2 separate regions of the Mus musculus genome follow, and region 1 is linked to region 2. A link is a loop called in an ENCODE intact Hi-C map of the cell type or tissue named here. Cell type or tissue: heart. All regions are shown on one strand. Each heading gives the region's core, and the rest is flanking DNA. Links, peaks and the distances in the headings are about the cores only.

What was found. Peaks named below come from ENCODE experiments on the same cell type or tissue, not always from the same donor. Only the 100,000 strongest peaks of a DNase experiment are listed, where the experiment ranks them.
Region 1: it touches region 2 in a loop (2.6-fold over the local background); 8 of 42 quality-filtered maps call a loop at or near these places.

The regions. Positions count from the first base shown.
Region 1 is chr13:38,405,666-38,413,992 of GRCm38, reverse strand. The region is part of intron 1 of Bmp6 (bone morphogenetic protein 6); the gene reads right to left. Among named protein-coding and RNA genes, the nearest start is that of 4930579J19Rik, 52 kb to the left of the region's middle. In heart, for the core only: no CTCF peak of the experiment used is centred there; DNase peaks (open chromatin) are centred at 3,372, 5,242 and 6,262; H3K4me3 peaks cover 456 bases; H3K27ac peaks cover 301 bases.
Region 2 is chr13:38,341,189-38,349,515 of GRCm38, reverse strand. It overlaps Bmp6 (bone morphogenetic protein 6), which reads right to left and starts at 3,800. Exons shown (of 7, transcript NM_007556.3): 1 at 2,929-3,800. The coding sequence starts at 3,583. It overlaps Gm47990 (a long non-coding RNA gene), which reads right to left. Exons shown (of 2, transcript XR_003950672.1): 2 at 5,393-5,637. In heart, for the core only: CTCF peaks have their summits at 1,542, 3,466, 6,000 and 6,759 (motif pointing left); DNase peaks (open chromatin) are centred at 1,565, 2,285, 4,455, 6,765 and 2 weaker places; H3K4me3 peaks cover 3,139 bases; H3K27ac peaks cover 2,186 bases; H3K27me3 peaks cover 3,900 bases.

The DNA.
Region 1 (8,327 bases), core at 322-8,321, 64 kb before region 2:
CACACAGTGGAATAAGCAAAAAGACAGGGACATGGGTCTCAGGCACAGGATGCTATCTAGTCCCACAGCCCCTTTCCTTGGCAGGTGGAAGTTTGTGAAAAGCAGCCATGCTCCATGGACTTGGGGGTTGTTCAAGCTCAAAGAGCCCCAAAGAACCTTCTTTACCTTTAAAAGATAGGGGGGTCATTTGTAAAAGGCTATTTGGGGAACGTCATCTCCCACAAGATAGACAATGAAGACTGGACCCATGTATTTTGGTCAGAACATTTTGGAACTGGCTGCTTAGGTATGAGTGGCCCATTCCTAGGAGACTCGGGCATCTGCCATCCTGTCCGCCTGCTTGTCTCTCAACACCAGCCATACAGTTTCAATCACAGAGCCATGTGAATCACGGTCTCATGGAGCTCATTTTTCCCTCCACTGTCTTCCCATCTGTACCTGGTCTTTTATAAGTAGTCAAATAAGACAGTTGTTTATCTTTCACAACACTTTAAGAAGTTTTCTCTCCACATGCCCAATGAGAGTCATCTCCCAGTTGGGATTCACAAGGGGGGTGGTTCAATGTCGTTCAAGAGCAGACATGAGTGTGGGTGGTTTATGAGGGTTGACTTAAGTTCCCAGAAGTTCAGGGTCCTGGCTTGGGGCTCAAATAATGACATCCCTAAGAAAAGGTCAGGCGCAGAGACTTTGAAGTTCTGTCCTTGTGTCTTTCACCTCACATTCTCTCCCCAAGGTGGATCAGAACAAACCTCTTCCACAAGCCAGCTGTGAAGTCCAAAACACCTATTATTGGAAATTTCCCATTGTCTTTCTGTGTAACAAGTGCTGTAGAGATATTCTCTATCAACCGTGTTAGATTACAGGACAGACAGGGAGATGCAGAACAGGATGGACAAGTCTCAGCTCTAGAAAGCTTCCATGGTTCAAGCCTTCAGACCTAACGTACAATGGTGAAAACGGTTAATAACATGGACCACACACTTGAAATCTGCTAAGCAGGTAGACTGTAATCTAACTCATCTCACCCAAAAAGATGAAGCTCACATGGTGGGTACATTACTTGACTAGATAAAGCACAAGTGATGGCCGACTATGGTAAATATTTCAGGTAACATTTCGTTCTAAATACGTCAAATCAAGCTGGATGCTATAAACATATACCACTAATCATCAGACATATACCACACATCCACGGGGGAGAGCTATGAGTGCTAAATACAAGAAGTCACTAAGAACACATTCCAAAGGACATACATGTCATCTGAAGACAAACAGAGGTGAGGCTAAGCCATGGCAAGGATTGGCTGGGAACCAATACCACAAGGTCTCACTGTCTCTCCCTTGCCACATACACATGGTAGAATTCAATACAGAATTTTATATGTGTTGTTGGTTGGGATATATGCCAATAAGGTTGGAATATATGTTAATATGGTTGGACATATGTCAACAAGGTTGATCATCTATGTTAATGTTTATTTAAATTAGAAAACAAAGAACCATTCCTGACTGCCCCTGCCCCCATAATTTGCAATGGATATTTTCCCGAGTAGGAAGGTGAAAACTTCCAAACTTTAATGTGTTGCTGAATGTTTGAGTATACTCAAACATAAACACAGTGTCAGGACTCTTGGGATGTCACATGCAACTTAGAAACTATTCAAGTTTTTGTGTGTGTGTGTTTTTTTTTTATCTTTACTTGATGGTTTAAAAACATTAAAGAGTTTATGGTTGTTCAATGAACACACTGGGAGTAGCTAATGTTTTCTCAGTTTTGTATGAATACACAATCACACATACACACACACACACACACACACACACACAAACACACACGTTCCACCTTTGACATGGCTGTTACTTACTATCTATCTAAAGTCCATCTCTGGAAGCTGATCTATGATCCATGTATCTTAAATGTCACTCAAAGACCTTCGAGGTCTCCATGGCAGCACTGGTAGGTGAATTCTTTAAAAGGAAGGGACTAGTAGGAAGTCTTCAAGTCAGTGGCATGTGCCCTCAAAGAGAATTAAGGGACTCCATCTCTGTCCCCATCCTCACTTACATGTCTGAGCTATGAAGTGAATGGTTTTGTTCCCCAGGTCCCCATCCCAATGGATGGTGATGCCACAGACCCAGCATAATAGAGCTGATTAACCAAGGACTAAAACATCCAAACCTTTGAGCCAACGTGCATATCTTTATATTTTGTTTTATCTTGAGTGTTCATTATGGTGAAGGGGAGCTAATCCAAATAGACTACCTCAGGTGATTGGTTTTTGGTTGACCTATGGCCCTAATTTGAGGTCTATTGTTAGCTTCTACCAAGCTGTCACACAAGAATACCAGAGGGATGAAACTTACATGATTAAGCCTTCATTTTACTCCAGTCATTCAAGAAATAAATTCCAGAGTTATGCAAAGACTGCCCATACTAGGAGGCTGGACCATCCTTGAAATTAAACACCAGTCATACCCATTTATTGCATGTGATCTAAAGCTATATATTTAAAACTATGTCAGGCTGGGCCCACTTCATCAAAAAAAAAAAAAAAAAAAAAAAAAAGGCTTGATTTTAACTACTTTTTTTTGAGATGGAGTCTCATTGCATTGCCTTGGCTAATCTGGTACTCAAAATCCTCCTGCCTCAGCCTCTCTAGTACCCAGATAGACATAGGCATACACCACCACACAGGGAAAAACATCCCTGCTTTTTTTCTGTTTTTATCTAAAAGCAGAGTGCAGTGGTACACATCTGTATTCCTTGTATTGTAAGGCTGGGTCAGGAGGAGTGGGACTTAAGGCCAGCCGAGACTCACGTGGTGGGCTTCTATTTCAAAGACAAACAAAAAGAAACACTAACAGAATCTACCAGCCAGAAATCCAGAAGGTGTCTCAGCCTTGCCAGATATAAATGAGACCTTACTTATCGGCTTTGGAAGGAAAATGTCAAGGGCAAGTGATTGTGGGCTTCTGAGTCTTGTTTTGTTTTGTTTTGTTTTGTTTTGTTTTTCAAAAAAAAAAAATCTTACTGCTATAATGAAAGTAATAAGCATTCCATAGGAATTAAGAAATACAAATTCCAGAAGACTTATACCAGTGTCCAGGGCTTAGCAAATCGAGGCTCATTCCAGCCTAACACATACACAGATCGGCCCCCCAGTGTGACCTAGACCTCTCTAGAGAGAGCAGCTAAGGCTGACCAGGAGCCAAGGGGCACATGACTCAGAAGGCAGGGCACCTGGGTTTGCTCGCCGGAAGGCTACGAGCAGATGGAGCCCTGCTCAGAGAGAGGGACAGAATGGATTCCTTGCAGAGCTTTTTCACAGTCTGCAACAATTCATCTGTCAAAATATGTGCATGAATGGGAAAAATCCAGCATCGGAGCCAAGGACTGTGTTGCAACTGTCTAAGATTTTTGAGAGCTGGCCAAACCCGCCTTTACGGATTGTTCTCACTCTCAGGGCTTTGTGCACTTCATCCCTAAATACTTGATAGCGGCTTGAGAGGTGTAACTCCATCCCGGGGCCGCTGACTCACTGTGGTGCTTCCCCACCCCACCGCCGACCCCCGTGTCAATGTTTGCGGCACAGATGGTGAGCCTGTACTCATACAACTGGCGAAGGAGACATGCAGATACATTTCCCTCCCTTTCTAAGAGTTGACAGGCTGCCTCGGTGCATCTCTCCCTCCCTGGTTGGACTTCTTTTTTTATTGCCTCTCACCACCCCTGACCCTTGAGCAGAGGATTAGCGGGGGGGGGGGGGGGGGGGAGGACAAGTAGAGACTGCATTTAAACTAGCCATTTAGCACCATGGGGGCAGCTCTGGGGAAAATGATCGTAGCTAAGGATGTGAAAACCATTAACAAGATTTAAGGATTATCTGTGGGTCTCAATTCCTCCTCCTGTCCATATCTCTTAAAGGTCAGGGACAGCTAGTTGTTGGCAAAGACTAAAGGGAATGCCAAAGCAGGGTACCTTTAAGAAACTACTTCCTTCAAACTCAGGACCAAAAATCTACAAAGGGGGCTTTCCTACATGATGCTCTGATGAGCTGGCTGTCAATCATGAGTGCAGCACCCTGTAATCTCCACTTTCTACACTCTCATGAAACAGCAGGAAGGGGCTACTCATCGCTGGGGGCTGCTCTGTTCTAGGGCAGTTGAGGCTGCAGTTTTGACACACATCCACTGAATGTCTAGCTTTCCAAACAGCAACCTGCTAAATCGAGTGGCCCTAGCAACAGGTGCTGGCAAGAGTGTAACCGTGACAGGGAACCTGAAGGCTTCTGCAAAGCACTTCGCCAAGGATGCGAGCTGAATGGTTTCCGGAAGGATTTTATTGGGGGCAAAAAAGAAAAAAAAAAGGAAAAAGAAATAAATAAAAGAAAAACAGACTAAAGAAGGGAAAAACAGCTGTTTGGAAATAAACTATAAACCATCTGTAGCACACAACAAGAATTCTCTGAGTGTGACCATGAAGATTTATAGGGGCATCATACTTCAGAGACGAGACCCCAGCCTACACAAGCTACCTCAGGCAATATACTGTCCCAGGTGTTCCTAACAGCGTACAGGAGAGGTGAGTCTCGCAATGCTCTCTGGGGGACAACACAGAGATTTCCAGAATGCCATTGAGCAGTGTCCCCACGACAGCTGGCCACAGAGAGGAAGAGGGAGAATAAGCTAGAGCTCCTTTCTCATGGTACATGTAGTCTGGAGACCAAATCCATCTGCTGGAATCCAGACTTCTGCCTTGAGAATTTTTTGACACTCTTTGTGGGGGAGAGGGGGGAAACAGTTAATCAAAGAGCAAACACACATTCTTCAAGTTGCTTTAGCATCTTGTGCATTATTACAATAGAAATCAAAGTTGTTTGTTGTTCGTTTTTTTCAATCAAGGTTTGAGGATCTAAGTTAGCTCAATGTATTTCTCAGTAACTAAGTTACTAAAAACTTGTAGCGTGGCTGTTACTTATTCTCCAAGGAGGTTCCAAGTTGCTAAAAGGGTCCTCAAGAACATATTTCTTCACATTCTCTTGATCTCTGTGTGTGGAGATTTGCTTAACAGCTGTTTTATGTACAAGTGGTTTTTTCCCCCCACCCCCAGCCATCTCCTCCCCCTCCACAAGGAGACTTTTTTTTTTGGAAAGGCAAAAGACATAACTGAAAGCTAAAGTTCTCCTCCCAGTGCTGCCAGCAGCAGACACAGTAGGTCACAGGAAGACAGCTAAGGAAAATCATCCTGCCCCTGGCCTCAATCACTTAAGAGGGAACTGGAGTTGAAAGCAAAAGAAAACGTTACACGTAAAGTCAGCATGGCCTTCTCCCCAGTCCACCCCAAGCAGAATAAAAGGCAAGTGTTGTATGGTAAGACAACTGATTTTAGTCAGTGCCTGGCAATTCGAATCCCACACACCCAGCACTTCTTTTCTCATTCACCATGATGGCAAATAGCAAAGATGCCAGTTATGGTAGAGGAGAGGAGAAATCAGGAAATGAGCCATCACAATCCGTGAATGAAGGAAGTTCAGGCACTTCAGCAACGTGCCTGCGTTGCCGCCATCACTTCTGAAGTAGATGCTGTACCCTCGCTTCTTCCAGCAGCACCAATGGGAAAACCACAAGTGCCTGTCACTATGTCATAGTTTTTGAGAAAGGATCACTCAAGGGGAGGAAAAAAAAAAAACCTAGCTGGCACAGCAGTGCGCCCACCCGTAAACCTCAAGTGACCCCTCAAGCTACCTAGACAGGTGTTTGGCATGGGGGTGGGGATCAGTTTTCTCCAGGAGTGACCTACATTTCTCATCACCATGACAACAGTTCTTGGTTTGTAAGCACAGTTGAGCATTCCTAGTCTGAACCGCTGACAGATCCAAAGCTGGGAGTGTTGACATGATACCACAAGTAGAAAATTCCATACTGTGAAACTTTGTCTCACGCACAGAACTATTTAAAATACTACTGGGCTATGTATATTAGGTGTACACAAAGCATAATTGAATTTTGTGTTTAGACTTCAGTCTCATCCCCAAGATAGCTCATTATGTCTGTATAAATACTCCAGAATTGGAAAAACTCCAAAAGTTGAAGTACATCTGGTCCCAAGCATTTGGATAAGGGATATTCCATATGTGTTATACTAAGTAGGGAGGGTACTAGGGCTCTCTCATCCTGGAGTAAAGAGTGCATTTTAGCATGTGATCTCCACAGAACACTTTGGAGTCCCGGGAAAAAGAAAGCAATCATGCGACTAACCCTCCACCCCAAAACAGGAAGTAGCCAAGCTGTTCTGGGACAACCAGCCCCCCACTTCCTAAAACTCTGGGTTAGCATCCAACTGAGGAGTGGAATGACTTCCAGTGTGGACCAAGAGCAACTTATGCATCGTTTTAACTTGCATGTTAGATCTCCTACGCTAACATCAAGCATAGCCATTTAAAGTCTAAAAGGTTTTATAAGACAAACTGAATGGCATGATGCATTTTGTTTTGTTTTGTTTTGTTTTGGTAAGAGACACTCTGGAAAAAAAAATGCTTAAGTTTGAGAACTTTACTCCAGCAAAGAAAAACCTCATTTTCTAACAACACAGGCAATAACAAGAGGAACAGGTCACCTTCAGGTGACATGAAGAGACATGCATCCACCAAGCTCTAGAGACAGCAGGTTTATTGACAGAAACCAACACTTGAGGAAGAAAGAAAGAGGATTTAGGTTTTAAGCAGAGGAGACCCAAGAAGATACATTCGACACTTTATTTTTCAAAATGTCAACAACAACTTAGGGGCTGGGGAAGAAGGGCCTATTGTGATGTCTGATGTGAGACACGGAGTAAGCGGACTATCAATAGATAAGTCATACCGCATGCCTGTGTAACACCCGAGTATGACAATTTATCCAAGTAACTGAAGAATCACATCCGCTATACAATAAAAATACTAAATTTAACTATGTGAGAATGTTGGGAGAAAGACACTGTTTTCTATGAAAAGAAAACAACTGGAAAAGAGGTATCTAATACAATGTGAAGGCTTTTCAGACTGGAAAGGTAAGACCTAGGGGAGAGCTCCATTGCACAGAAAACGAGGAAACCCACTGGCGGCGCACATTACCCTGTCACAAGGGCAAGTTCTTCACCTTACTCTCAGCCGTCTTGTTTCTCCTGCAGAGTCAGCCATGCTGGCTGGAGCCTTCTCAAGGACCATTTCACCATGCTTAGGTCTCTCTGACAGAACTCTACCCCCTGTGTGCTTAGCCCTTTCCTCCCTCCCCAGTCAGAGCTCACGCCAGCTGCCTTCTTTCTGAGCCTCTGTATCCTCTATTCCTCCTAAATCCTACCCTACGTACCTTCGGGTCACTAGTGTTATGATGAAACACCATGACCAAGGCAACTTGAGAAGGAAAATCTTTATCTGGTCTATGCTTCCACCATTGCTTTCATCTCTGAAGGAAGTCAGGACAGGGACTCAAAATGGCAGGGACCTAAAGGCAGGAGCTGATGCAGAGGCCATGGAGGAGTGCTGCTTACTGGCTTTCTCCACATGACTTGCTCAGCCTGTTTTCTTACAGAACCCAAGACTACCAACCTAGGGTCTGTCCCACTCATAACGGGCTGGGTTCTTCCTCACAAATCAGTAATTTTAAAAAGGCCCTACAGACTTGCCCTCAGCCCAAATGGAAGCATTTTCTCAATTGATGCTCCCTCCTCTCCGATGACTCTAACTTGTGTCAAGTTGACATAAAACTAGACAGGACACTACCCCATTCTAACTTGCCCAGTTTTCTCCACCACTGGCTCCCCCAAACCACCCGACAGCCTCCAGGATGTCAAGTTCAATAATCAACTCAAGTTCTCATACTTCTGAGGTTCTCATACAGGTGCTACATCCTTGGTTCAAACATTTCTGCTGCTCCGTCATCAAGAACTTAAGTCATGACAAGGGAAAAAGCTCTGCCCTCACATGATAGCTCACAGTCAAACTATGTATATGTATATACTCATGCTTTGTTTCATTAACATTTTTTGAATAATGTTATATAACACAGGGCTGAGAGATGGCTCAGTCAGTGAAGTACTACCTTAAAAGCATGAGAGCCTGAGCTCAGATTCTCAGCATTGACATAAAAGCCAGAATCCAAGAGTGCTGGAGGACAGGTGCAGACAGACGAGTCACTGGAGCTCGGTGGCCAGCCAGCATAGCCGAATCAATGATACCCGATCCCCGAGAGACCGTGATTCAAAAACACAGTGTAGAGGGACTGAAGAGGATAACTAGTATTGATCTCTGGTCTACACACACACACACACACACACACACACACATATA
Region 2 (8,327 bases), core at 161-8,160:
ACGCCCTCTACCTAGAAGAGGTTTTCTCCTTTCTTCCACGTGGAGTCTAGAACTGGACCTACATTAAGGGTAACTGCAGGAAGCTGCAAGATGAGGTAGAAAGGGTTTGGGGCACAGGGTGGCAACATTCAGTTTCATGTCAGCCTGTCTAGGAATCCACTTGTCCTACTGGTACGCTCCCTTGGAACCTTCAGTCTTTAAAATTCGCTTATGAAAAATAGAAGTCAGATATGACCTCGTGTGCCTGTAATTCCAGTACTCTGGAATTTTGGGCGGGAAGGTTTCCAGCTCTGAAGTATCTTGGGTTACATAGCATAGGCCTGTCCCAAAAAGGAAAGAAGGGATAGAGAGAAGGAAAGGAAAGGAGAAGGAGGGGGAAAGAGTGATGGAGGGAGGGAGGGAGGAAGGGAGAAAGGGAAGGAGGGAGGAAGGAAAGGGAAGGGGGAGGGAGGGAGGGAGGAAGGAAAGGGAAGGAGGAGGGAGGGAGGGAGGAAAGGGAGAGGGAGGGAGGGAGGGAGAAAGGGAAGGGGAGGGAGGATGGATGGATGGAGGTTGGAGGGAGGGAAAGAAGGAGGGTGGAGGGAGAGAGGGAGGGAGGAGGCAGGGAGAGAGGGAGGGAAAGAGAAGGGGTAGAGGAAAAGAGGGGGAAGGAAGGGAGAGAAGGAGGGAAGGAAAGTGGGGGGAGGGGAGTTAAAAACATACCTAGGGAGATATGATGCTAAACTACATAGCCATAACAAAATGAGTTGGCAACCAGCTTCAAACAGTGTGACTCAGAAGCTGTGTGCACTTGTACACCACAGAAGGTCAGAAAAGCAAAGAAAGAGAGGAATCTGAAAGTCACCACACACACACACACACACACACACACACACACACACACACACCTGCCTCAAACCAGATCTTTACATTTCAATTACAATCAAAAATAATGGTTTCTGCACTGTAGAATCACTGGGACAGCACTTTAAAAAAAATAGTGTTTCTGAACTCTGCCCAAACCGCCACGTGCTGACTGGACTGAAATGGAGTTGCCACCGGGGATTCCTAAAAGCCCACATATTATTCTAATGTGCCACAGCATTCGGAAGTCTTCGGGGTTGATTTGGTTTTCTTTGTTTTGTTTTGTTTTTGTTGTTTGTTTGTTTTTTCTTCCAGAGACGATGAATGATGCTTTCTTCAGACATCTTCACCATGGTAGCACACTTAAAAAAAAAATCTAAGGAACTTTTAAAAAATTAAAATCTGTCTGAGCTCACCCACAGGATTCTGCCAATCTCTGGGTTTGAAGAGGGCCAGTCCCAGCACCCAAGAACTTTTTAGGCCCAAAGTGACACGAAGGTCAGCCAGGGCTGAGGCCTAGGAAATGAAAAGAATCAGCCCATGCTACAATAAGAACAATCATGGTCCTCGGAAGCCCTGACCACCCCATCATCAGCAAGTTTCACTGAGTGACATGAGAGACAATTTCCTTAGAATGCTTCCTGGAGGTAGCTCAGCCTTGATTCCAATACACTGTGAGAATTCTTGTCCAATCAGATCCCCTGGTGGTGCAAGTAGCCCGGTTGGCAGGCCCTGAGCCTCCACTCACTGTGAGACTCGAGTTTCATGAATTTCCCAGGAGGGTTTCAGCACTGCCTGGATACTGGTCATTCTGCCTCCACACTTGCCTGCTCCATTAGCTTGCTACTCTTATTTCGTTTTTTTCTCTCTCTCTCACTGGACTCCACCTAGGCGGAACTAAGGATCCTAGATACACTCGCAAAGAACTAAATTAGATACTTAACACTGGGTCATCACTCCTGGCTTGAAGAAGATGGACGGCTCTGATAGGCCTTTTGGCAAGCTCATGCTAACCCTTTCTGAGACCTGGGCACAGGCATGGGTCTCCCCCAGGGAGAAAAAGCCTCACAGAAACCCAGGGGCGGCTGCAGCCACTCTGGGTGTGTCTACTTCCCCAGGTCTACCCACTAGGGACGTGCCTCCTACATCCTTGCTCTATACTAAGTTTATGAATAAAAACTAGCAAGGTTCAGAAGCACTGACTCCGCAGTCTTTCTTACCCCACCTCCCTTTTCTGTTTACAGATGAGAGAAAACTTCGGGGAGGGGGGGACGTGACTCTGTCTGGGTTTGCCACAGAACATTAGTGGCAGAGCCCAATTTAGCCGCCCTCGACTTTCCATTCTGTTGCCTGGCAACGGAGTTCAGTAGAGCTCAGCGGCCAACCCTGGCCCCTACCCCCGCACCCTTTCTCTGCCCCCAGGAGCTTGGACAGCATTGATTGAAGGGTCAACCTTTTGGGACAATGGCCAAGGGCATGAGAGCGCAGGCACTGGGTGGATTACCCCAATTGCGCTGGAATCTCGCCCCATACTGACGCAAGCCCCGCCTGGCGGGGATTGGCACACCTTCCAAGGTCCTGGTGGGACCTTCCTCAGCCACCGAAGCCCTCCTTCCTCAACACCTGTGAATCTCTCTAAAGCATTCAGATCAGGTTCTCGGAGTTCTCAACTGCTGGGGGATTCCCTGACGGTCACTATGGGTAAAGCGGCACTCCGAACGTCCAGGGGGCAATGGAGGACAGTTCAGAGGGGAAAGAGTGCAGAGGACCTTATTCTTAGGAACCTTGGCCAAACTCATTTGCGTTGAAGTGGCCCGAGCTCGTCAGAAATAAGAATACAGGGAAAAGTGCCCCATGTTCCCCGAAAAAGACAACCTCTGCGGGCACCTCTGCGTGTTCCAGCTCCTCCCATTGCAGCGGAGCGCAGGCGAGCACTCGGCCGCGCAGGTGTCCGGAGCACCAGCTGTCCCACATCCCCGCCGCGCGCGCACGCGCGCGCTCCTCCACCTCTTCCCACCACCTGAGCCCAGGAGACTGCAAAGGAGGGATCTACCCTCCGCGCGATGCTACCCCCAAAATCCTTACCCAGGTTCACAAAGCTCATGACCATGTCCGCGTCGTTGAGGAAAGCGCTGTCCTGCGCGCTAGTCAGTGGGGACGCACCGCCACCGGGTCCCGGGGCCAGGAGACTCTTGCGGTTCAAGGAGTGTGCAGCGCCGGGAGACGGCTGCCTGAGCTGGGACGAGCTGGCCCCTCCGTGGGACCCAGGCTCTTGCCCCACACCCTCCGATGCCCCATCCTCTTCGTCGTCATTGGACAGGGCGTTGTAGAGATCCAGCATGAAGAGTGGAGCGGACTTCAGCCGCCCTGGAGGGGGCTCCTCGCGGGCCGTCTGCTGCTGCTGCTGCTGCTGCTGCTGCTGTGGCGGGAGCACCGGGGGCTGAGGCTGCTGGAGACCGTGCAGGGGCCGCGGCCTGTGCGGGAGCCCCAGCACCGACAGGATCTCCTTTTGCATCTCCCGCTTCTCGTGGGTCTTGAGCCGCCGATAGAGGAAGCCCGAAGAAGAGGACTGTGGCGGTGGCTGCTCAGCGCGCACCGGGCTCCCGCCGGCTCCCAGCAGCTGCCCCCCGGCGGCGGCCGCGGCTACCGGCAGAGGGGGCCGCAGTGGCGGGGGGCCGCAGCTGCACAGCAACCCCCACCACCAGCACAGCCACTGCGCCCTCCGCCCCAGCCCGGGCATCGCCGCCCAGCCCGGCTGCCCCCGCGGGGCCCGCGAGGCGTCGAGCGGCGGAGCGAGGCCGGAGCGCGGAGGCTGTGGCCCTCGGAGTGGGCAGCCCCCGCCACCTCTCGGCGGGCTCTCTTCCCGGTCCTGGCACTCAGTCCTTATCTCTCATGGTCATCCGCGGCGCCCCCAGAAGCCCGGGTGGAGAAGAGACGACGGGGCGACGGCCAGGATCCTCCACTCTCCCGCAGGTCTCTGGAGGCGCACGGGCTGAGTGAGCCAGGTGTGTCCTAGGCAGGACTGCGCTGCAGCCGGCGTCCCCGGGCGGGTCACGGCACGGTCACTCGCAGTCTGCACACGTGCGCTGCCCTGAACCCTCAGAGGCGGCTGGCCGAGGGGGGCCGGAGACGACAGATCAAGAGGTGGAGGCGATGCCGGGCACCATCCCCTCGCACGCCTCTCCTGGCTTGTAGGACAGTCGTGAAGTTTACTCCCCTGTGGGTCCCAGGCTGTGGCGTCCCTGCGTCCTAAAAAGCCAATTTTCTCCGCGCGGTTTTAACTTCCCTCTGGTCCGAAACTCAGCGCCCCTCCGCCTTCGGGCACCGTCTCTCCCCCTCGGAATCTCCGCGCGCCTCCCCAAGTGGAGGCGGCCACGATCTAGCTTTCCTCTCGGCAGTCTCTCGGGTGCCCGGAGGATCCCGCTCTCCGAGGCGATGAGAGAGACGAGGAGCGGAACTCGGAACGCAGGCTGCGGCGTCGGCTCGGGGATTCGCAGTCTCCCGCCTCTGCGCACTGCGCTCCCGGCCGCCGCCAACGTGGGCTTTCTGCTGCGCGTCTCGCTCAGGTACCGCACTCAAGCCCAGGAACGCCCTGCCCTACTCGGTAACGGACAGGCTACCAGCCAATGGAGAGGTGACTCTTGCGGGCTATTTACATAGGCCCACCCCCTTCTTTCACCCTCCCTTCTCCCAGGGCCTTGCCTCTGCCTAGCGAGCGTAGGTTTCTAGCACACAGAATTCTTGGAGGCATCAGGAGTTGCTTGGGCGGGTAAGAAAGGCAAAGAGGTCATTGCTAGGAAGACAGATCCGATCACGACCCCGATCTAAACTTTCTTCTTCCTCTGCTAAATAAAAGCAAACACAGCTATTTAATCCATGCCGTTACCGAAGGAGAAAATAGTATGACAGTTTTCTCCTTCTCTGCTCAGTTTCTCTTATTGATGGAATGTAGGCGTTTAGCAGACACGTGGCTCTCAAAGGCAGCTGCTGTAAGTTAAGACACACCCTGCGAGGAAGCTGCTCACACACTAGCTGCAAAGAGGGCAGGACAAGCCAAACCAGAGTCCTGGAGGTTTCCAGTCGGATATTTCAATTTATTTCTTCGTTTGGGCTGCATTTGAGTTCTTAAACTACAACCCAAACGAAAGGGGTTACGATCTGCTAGTGTTACGAGGAAAGCCTTCCCCATCCTCTTGCTAGTCTCTCAATGCAGTTGCCGTTGGCAATTGCATCTTAATGAGCTGAAATGCAATTATTAGACACACCGTTCCAGGTAAAACGTAAAGACGGTGGTAAAGATGGCCTTCAGCCAGGGCAGAAGCCTGGAAAGTATAGAAAATAGCCAGGATAATAAACAGGGCCCTCAACACAGGTTGCTTCTATCCTTGAACAAACTGGGACCACTCCCAACACTGCCTTCTACCAATAAACATGTCAATTCATGGCTCAAATGGCCACTCATCTCTAGATGGTAGAAGCAAATGCCCTTTAAACATGTGAGTCTTTCACCTGACAAGAATGGAAGGATTAGGAAAGAAAATAAGCCACCCACTTTCAGTATTGGTTTATGGGGTCTGAAACATTTTAGATAATTGTTGCTAGGATGCTAGAGACATCAAAAGCGTGCACCGTTTCTTCTGTCCAGGACACTGTACAAGTATGAAGTCACTGCTGTGCTGCTAGAGAGGCCAGGAACTCCACTCAGAAGATCTGAAGTCACAACAAGTACTCATGAGCTTCAAGCTGGGGGCCTCCTCCTTGCACACACTCAGCCACATCTTCTTTGTAAGAGGTCTGACAAGACACATGCGGAATAAAAGAAGCGCAAATTATAAGGGCAGTGAAGACAACACTGGAATCTGTAAAAATAGAAAAACAAACTAAGCCCTAAAGGTACTCCATTAGGGAGTGCCATTTAAAACACAAAAGTGGGCTTGTGGGCTGGTGAGATGGCTCATTGGGTAAGAGCACCTGACTGCTCTTCCGAAGGTCAGGAGTTCAAATCCCAGCAACCACATGGTGGCTCACAACCATCCATAACGAGATCTGACTCCCTCTTCTGGAGTGTCTGAGGACAGCTACAGTGTATTTACATATAATAAATAAATAAATAAATCTTTTTTTAAAAAGCGAGCTTGTGACTCATTTGGGGTATATGACTCTGTGAAAATGAGCCTAGTGAAGAACAGACATGTAGGGCTACACTACTGCCCCCTCTGTAGGGTTCCCCCCCCCTTGTGGCGTGAGTCTAAAATGACATGTAGTGAAGTATTATCAACCACAGTCCTTAACAGCATCTCTAACTCAGGCCTGTCACAGACTCCCCACCCCTACCAAGAGGAATTCTGTTCTCAAAGAATAGTGCTAAAATAAGGGGGTGTTTGGGGGGTGTCTTCAGGTGGTGAGTATGAGAGTCTGAGGAAGCCCCCCCCCCCAAAAAATGTGAGGTAAGATGTCATAAGGTCAGTGACATTCAGCCAAAGGTCACAAGAGATGTGTTCTGCATGTCTATGGTGCACTCTCAACCTGGACATGCCATATTTACAGGAAGCAGGCAGCCAAGCACTTGGGCCCACCTAGTTCAAAGGGATGAATAAAGAGGTATAATCCTAAGAGTTCAATGACATCAGACTGGGACCACAGCTTCTCTATGTATGTCAAGTGAAACTCGGGGTGGAAAGAGAACCTTCATCCATGTCCCTCCCGCTCCTGTTTTCCTGACCACATCCCATTAGAGACTCCACGTGGCCCGGAGGTGTCAGAGCAGAGGACTAGCACAAAGCACACGTGTGATTCTAAGTGGATACAGAATAATGGCATTGAAGGAACTTGTTTGAGCAGGTCTGCCTCCAGAGTTCACTGGAACCTGTGAACACTTGGAGAAAATCAGAGGCCACTTCGCCCCCTGCAGGACACCAAAATATTACTGCCCCTTCCTCTGTAAACCCAGACAAGTTTCCCTCACTTTTCTCTGAGCATCTCTCAAGCATTTGGGGGTTGGGGGCGGGGGCAGAGGAGAAATCTCGTCAAGAAGCCAGATGTGTGAGCCAACCCATAGCAAACATCTGGTTGCTTGGCTGACATTTCATGCAGATGGCCTCAGTCTCTGGAAATAGGTTGTCTGTCCCACCCTTGCCCCACTTCACGAAGTGAAGATGGCCTCACCATAAAGCACAAATTTGTTCCACACGTTTGGTGATACTAGAGACAGGGTGGGAATTCTCACGGGGACACAGAGTAACTCACAGAAAATTCTTAAAAATGCCTACTTTCAAAGTGGTTCCTTACCAGTTGTGGAGAGCTCTATGTTTACAATGTGTTTGGCCTAATAAATTCTGATTTGAAAAGATGGTGCTTGTTAATTTAACATGCCAAATATCCTTGTTTCAAAATGATACTGCTTATCCATTTGATATGCTAAGTGCTCTGTTCTTGCCCATAAACCACATCATTAACAATACACTACAAGTAACCCGGCAGTAACGACACACATCTGTAATTCCAGTAGTTCGAAGCCAGCCTGGTCTACAGATCAAGTTCCAGGACAGCCAGGACTACGTAGAGAAATCTTCTCTCAACAAAACCCAAACCGAAACAAAGCAAAAACAAAACCACAAGTACACTCGTTGATTTTTGTATTCAGTCAGACCCATTCAACTGCTTGGCCCAAAGCCTTAAGCTGTTGCTTTCAAAATTCAACATAGAAGTCCTCTAATATGTGGCTGTAGTTCTTAAAAGCCTGAGGTCTGCCCTCCCCGAGTCCTTGGGACACTCCACTCATAAAATCCTAAACTCTCAGCATTATAATTAGCACAAGGTTGGAGGAGTTTGACATCAATTCCAAAATATAATAACTCACTCACTCACATTTTAAAAATACCAGTTTGGGTTTAATGAAAAGGAACTATGTTAAGTAAATGTTTGCTGAGTGCGAGAGATGAACATCAGAGTGTTAAATAAATATTGCTTCTGAAAGCTACACCTGTAAGACAAACTTCAAAATATGTGTCTCATCCCAAAGTCTGCGGTCACATGCACAGTCCCTCACACTATCCCATCACTGTCTGTTCAAAAATGTTGGGCATTCACACTTCAAAATGTCACTCGGACCATCATATTTTCCAACTCGGAGGACATCTGGTGGCAAAGCGAAAAACTAATATATAAATCTGTTTCCAGAGATTTTTTTTTCCACACTGTAACCCAAATAGCAAATCTGTTATTTATTGAGTCTCACTTGTCTCACGCACTCAGACCTTGTACTCCTAGAACCCAAACTGTCTATAGAATTCCAAACAATGAAGTTATCAGTGGAATCCAGTCGACTCATTAAGCCATTTCTGAATTTTTCATTGGCTAACTGGTATGTGTACATGAAGTCACATTTTTATGTTTAAATTGAACCAAACAATACATCTCCATTTCTCGTTTTATTATCCCTGAAGAGGTTGGTTCTGAGAAAGCACTGGACATATGTTTGTTGG